Regions from separate parts of the Homo sapiens genome. Here region 1 is linked to region 2. A link is a loop called in an ENCODE intact Hi-C map of the cell type or tissue named here. Cell type or tissue: pancreas. All regions are shown on one strand.

Evidence for each region. A loop is a pair of places that touch in the nucleus more often than their neighbours do. Peaks named below come from ENCODE experiments on the same cell type or tissue, not always from the same donor. Only the 100,000 strongest peaks of a DNase experiment are listed, where the experiment ranks them.
Region 1: a loop joins it to region 2, with 4 times the contacts of the local background. A loop is called at or near these places in 70 of 110 quality-filtered maps.

What each region holds. Positions count from the first base shown.
Region 1 is chr19:18,061,114-18,063,613 of GRCh38, forward strand. It overlaps IL12RB1 (interleukin 12 receptor subunit beta 1), which reads right to left. Exons shown (of 17, transcript NM_005535.3): 14 at 1,068-1,164; 15 at 9-84. Among named protein-coding and RNA genes, the nearest start is that of IL12RB1, 25 kb to the right of the region's middle. In pancreas, no CTCF peak of the experiment used is centred here; no DNase peak of the experiment used is centred here.
Region 2 is chr19:17,941,724-17,944,223 of GRCh38, forward strand. CCDC124 (coiled-coil domain containing 124) reads left to right here. Exons shown (of 5, transcript NM_001136203.2): 3 at 933-1,122; 4 at 1,538-1,652; 5 at 1,785-2,262. The coding sequence ends at 1,992. Among named protein-coding and RNA genes, the nearest start is that of CCDC124, 10 kb to the left of the region's middle. In pancreas, no CTCF peak of the experiment used is centred here; DNase peaks (open chromatin) are centred at 1,058 and 2,022.

The DNA.
Region 1 (2,500 bases), 120 kb after region 2:
ATCCTTACCTCCTTCCCTCCAGGGAACTCAATGGCGGAGCTGGCACAGGGTGTGGGCAGCGGCGGGCACAGGTGCCGTGCGGCCCTGGGGAGGAAAGGGGACCAGTGAGAGGAGCTGAGGTTTTTTTTTTTTTTGGAGACGGAGTCTTGCTCTGTTGCCCAGGCTGGAGTGCAGTGGCGCGATCTCGGCTCACTGCAACCTCTGCCTCCTGGGTTCAATCGATTCTCCTGACTCAGCCTCCTGAGTAGCTGAGATTACAAACGTGTGCCACCACACCCGGCTAATTTTTGTAGTTTTGGTAGAGAGAGGTTTCGCCATGTTGGCCAGGCTGGTGTCCAACTCCTGGCCTAAAGCGATCTGCCTGCCTCAGCCTCCCAAAGTGCTGGGATTACAGGAGTGAGCCACCGTGCCCGGCTTGAAAGCAGCTTTCAATCAGACATGCCCACCAGTGTCACCGCCCCTTTCCATGGGAATGACCAAGGACCCAAAAGTTACTATCCCTTCCCTAGAAATTTCTGCATAGGATCACCTGAGGTCAGGAGTTCAAGACCAGCCTGGCCAACATGGTGAAACCCTATCTCTACTGAAAATACAAAATAAATAGCTGGGTGTGATGGCACGCACCTGTAGTCCCAGCTACTTGGGAGGCTGAGACAGGAGAATGGCTTGAACCCGGGAGGGGGAGGTTGCAATAAGCCAAGATCGTGCCACTGCACTCTAGCCTGGGTAACAGAGTAAGACTCCATCTCAAAAAAGAAAAAAAAAAGAAAGAAATTTTGCATAAACTGCCCCCCTTAATCTGCATGCAATTAAAAGTAAGTATAAATCTGACTGCAAAACCGCTCTCAGCGGCTACTCTCCGCCTACAGGGAAGCCCTGCTCTGCAGAGGCAGTCACGGAGCTATAACTGCTGCTTCAATAAAGCTGTTTTCTTCTACCTCTGGCTTGCCCTTGAATTATTTCCTGGGCAAAGCCAAGGACCCAATCTGCGGGCTAAGCTCCACTTTAGGGCTCCCCTGCCCAGCATCATTACCATCGCTATGGTAACGGTAAGAGGTGTCAGTTACCTGTTCAGGCCAAGGTAGCCAAGGACGCCCACGAGAAGGATGCTCAGGAAGCTCCCCAGGGAGGCGAAGAAGATGAGCCAATCAGAAACCTGCACTTCTGAGGTGGGAGAGCGTGGGTTGGCAGAGGGCTACCTCCTGCCTCTTCCTCAGGGAAGGAGCTAGGAGGGCCTGGTTTCTCCATGAACTTGCTGCTGATCCTGGTGCACATGCCACGGGCTTCTCACTGGGAGACCACAGAACCCACCTGCCCGGTAGCTGTCAAGAAATAAAGGCCTGGCATGCAGGAAGTGTTCAAGACTCTGTAATTCCAGGCCGGGCACAGTGACTCATGACTGTTATCCCAGCACTTTGGGAGGCCAACGTGGGCTGATCACCTGAGGTCAGGAGTTCGAGACCAGCCTGACCAATATGATGAAACCTGTCTCTACTAAAAACACAAAAATTAGCTGGGCGTGGTGGTGTGCGCCGGTAATCCCAGCTACTTGGGAGGGTGAGACAGAAGAATCGCTTGAACTCGGGAGGCGGAGGTTGCAGTGAGCCGAGATCGCATCATTGCATTCCAGCCTCGGCAATAAGAGGGAAAATCTGTCTCAAAAAGATAAAAAAAGACTCTGTAATTCCAGGAGCCTGCACATAGGGCACATGTGGCTGCCCCTGGACCCAGGCCTGCCTGCCCCCCACCAACCCTGACTCTTTTGTTCTCTGGGTTCCAGTTGGTTCTCTTGGAACTGAAAGGACACCGTGGCATGAACAGGGATCATTTGATCTCTGAATCTCTTATAACCATGCACCCGACAACAGAGCCTGTGTTGTTCTCTTCCTCCTCCTCCTCCTCCTCCTCCCTCTTCTTCTATTCCTCTTCCTCTTCTTCTTCTTTCTTCTCCTTCTTCTTCTTCTATTTTTTTTTTTTTTTTTTTTTTTTTTTTTTTTTTTGAGACAGGGTCTTGCTCCGTCGCCCAGGCCAGAGTGCAGTGGTGCAGTCACGGCTCACTGCAACCTTGAACTCCTGGTCTCAAGCCATCCTCCCACCTCAGCCTCCTGAGCAGCTGAGACTACAGGTGTGCACCACCACACCCCACTATTTTAAAAATATTTTTTGTAGAGATGAGGTCTCACCATGTTGCCCAGGCTGGTCTTGAACTCCTCGGCTCAAGCAATCCTCCAGCCTCAGCCTCCCAAAGTGCTGGGATTACAGGTGTGAGCCACCACACCGGGTTTTGCCTGTGTCCTCCTTATTTTTGCATTCATTTATTTGTCGCTCAATGAACAGATTCCTGCATCTTCCTCCTCCCCAAGAGCCCCCAGATACCTTGACACATCTACCCCAACCCCGCAGTGTCAGACCAGGGAGAAGGGACAGTTGTAAACAAGGGCATGGCCAGAAGGAGGCAGAGAAGTCTTGCTGGAGGAGGGAACTTTTGAGCTGAGTTTTG
Region 2 (2,500 bases):
GTGTCCTTAGGTGCGTCCACCCCTATTCTGCGACATTCCCTTCTGTCAAATCTATCTGGAGATGCAGTGGTAGTGTCCCAGGGGGACACTGCAGGTGTGGGGATCGTCCCTGGGAAGGCTGAAGGTGTGAGAGTCAGATGGTGGAGTCTCAGGCAGTGAGGGGGCAGGCAGGGGTGTCCGAGACCAGGGCCCTGCAGGAGTGCCAGGCAGTGGGCAGAGTACTGCCCTGAGCTTCCAGCAGCACTGCATATAAACCGTGGGCTTGCTCGGCCCCCTGGGGTCCGTGCAGGCCAGGGCAAGGGCAAGTCCCGTAGCCCAGATGTCCCTCATCCAGCCAGCATCAGGGCTTCCCTGGGCGGCCGATGTGGAATCAGTTTCAGCCTCAGTGACCCACGGCAGGGAAACGTGGACAGTGCTGCCCGACTCATAAGGGCAGAGCCCCTGCCCTAGCCTGAAACGGGTCCAGGCCTCCCACGGCTCTTAGAATCCAACATGAACCCCTCCCTGGCCCCCAGAGGCTCCGCATGGCCCAGCCGTCTCCCTCCCGGCCTCTTCCCCCTCCCGCTTCACTCCCACTCCAGCCTCCAAGCTGTTCCTGTTACAACAAATGGCTCCTGCCTCGGCGCCTTTGCACTGGTAGCCCTGCTGCTAAGGACGCTCCTGTTCCCCAGCTCTCCCCCTTGGCCGGCGCTCTTCGCACCTAGGAGCGTCACTTCTTCAAGAGCCACCCACCCGCCCTGTCCAAGGTTCCCCTGTTGGCCTCACATCCCCCGCCCAGGGCAGCACCGGGACCTATCTTGTTCCTGGTATGTCCCCTGCACCCAGCACAGAGCCTAAATCCTCGTTGGCTGAGATGAAAACTCGAACCCCAGGCTAGTGGGTGGCGCGGGGGTGTGGGGTCTTCTGCCTGACCATGCACGCCGCCCCCGCAGGAGGAGAAGGAGAAGCGGCGCCTCGACCAGCTGGAACGTAAGAAGGAGACGCAGCGCCTACTGGAGGAGGAGGACTCCAAGCTCAAGGGCGGCAAGGCGCCGCGGGTGGCCACGTCCAGCAAGGTCACCCGGGCCCAGATCGAGGACACGCTGCGCCGAGACCATCAGCTCAGGGAGGCCCCGGACACAGGTCGGGCGGCATCCCGCTCTGGAGCTGCACTTTTGCCCACTGCAGAGGCAGTGGACCTTGAGTCCATTAGCCCCCTCCTGGCCCCCAGAGAAGCTGCCGGGGCTCCACGTGGTGCAGGGTGGGTGGGTAGGCCGCCTCCTGGTAGGCCTGGCCGTGAGCAGACAACCTCAGGGCTTGTGCCCCGCGGGGTCCTCTTGTTTGCAGGGCTGCCGGAAAGTAAGGCAGAGAACTGGGCGCCGGGAGGGTGGGACCTGTCCCAAGAGGGCTTATCAGCTGAAGTCGCGATTCCATCCCCCCTCATCTCTCCCGCCTTCCTCCCGCCCCTAGCTTCTCTTGCCAGTCTCTATCTCATCTCCTTGGAACTGTGCATCTTTGCTTATCTCTCTCTGTCTCTGTCACCCACCCACCCGCCCAGCCGAGAAAGCCAAGAGCCATCTGGAGGTGCCGCTGGAGGAGAACGTGAACCGCCGCGTGCTGGAGGAGGGCAGCGTGGAGGCGCGCACCATCGAGGACGCCATTGCAGTGCTCAGGTAACGGGGCGGGGCCTGGGGCTTTCCCAGGGGTGGAGCTGGTCATCGGGGGCGGGGCTACCTGGGGGCGGGGCCGGGCTTTTCGGGGCAAGGCTGCGCCCAAGGCCCCCTGACGCTCATGTCCACCCCCAGCGTGGCGGAGGAGGCGGCCGACCGGCACCCAGAAAGACGCATGCGGGCAGCCTTCACAGCCTTTGAGGAAGCCCAGCTGCCGCGGCTCAAACAAGAGAACCCCAACATGCGGCTGTCGCAGCTGAAACAGCTGCTCAAGAAGGAGTGGCTCCGCTCTCCTGACAACCCCATGAACCAGCGGGCCGTGCCCTTCAATGCCCCCAAGTGAGCCCAGAACTTGGGGAGCCAGTTCACCCACGGGTGGTCCAGGTCACGACTCTGCACGCCCTTAGGCCAGGTCAGCTGCGAGGGTCACAGAGCGTTCCGGGGGCCAAGGCGCCGGGCCCCGGGGCCATGCTCTTATCACCAGCCACCCGTCCTCCCGCCAGAGGGTCCCTGCCCCGAGTGACACCCCATCCCCTCCCATCCCCCGGCGCGTGTGTGTAGAGCCTCAGGGCTGAGTGCCCAATAAAGGTGGCGGCAAGGCTGCGGTGAGGCACTTGAAGCCTAAGTGAGTGGGTGGGGAGAGGCGGGCGAAGAATGGGGAGAAGGAACAGCTTTGGGGACCTGCTGTGAACCGCACTGGGATCATAGCTAGAAAAGACAAGAGCCCCCAACAGCGCGCTCCTTCCTGCTGCCAGCTGTGCTTCATCGGCTCCTGCCAGCACCCCTCCTTGGCTGTGCCACTTGTCCAGTGAGGCACCTGCTCCACTGTCTCCTGCACACGCTTAGAGAGG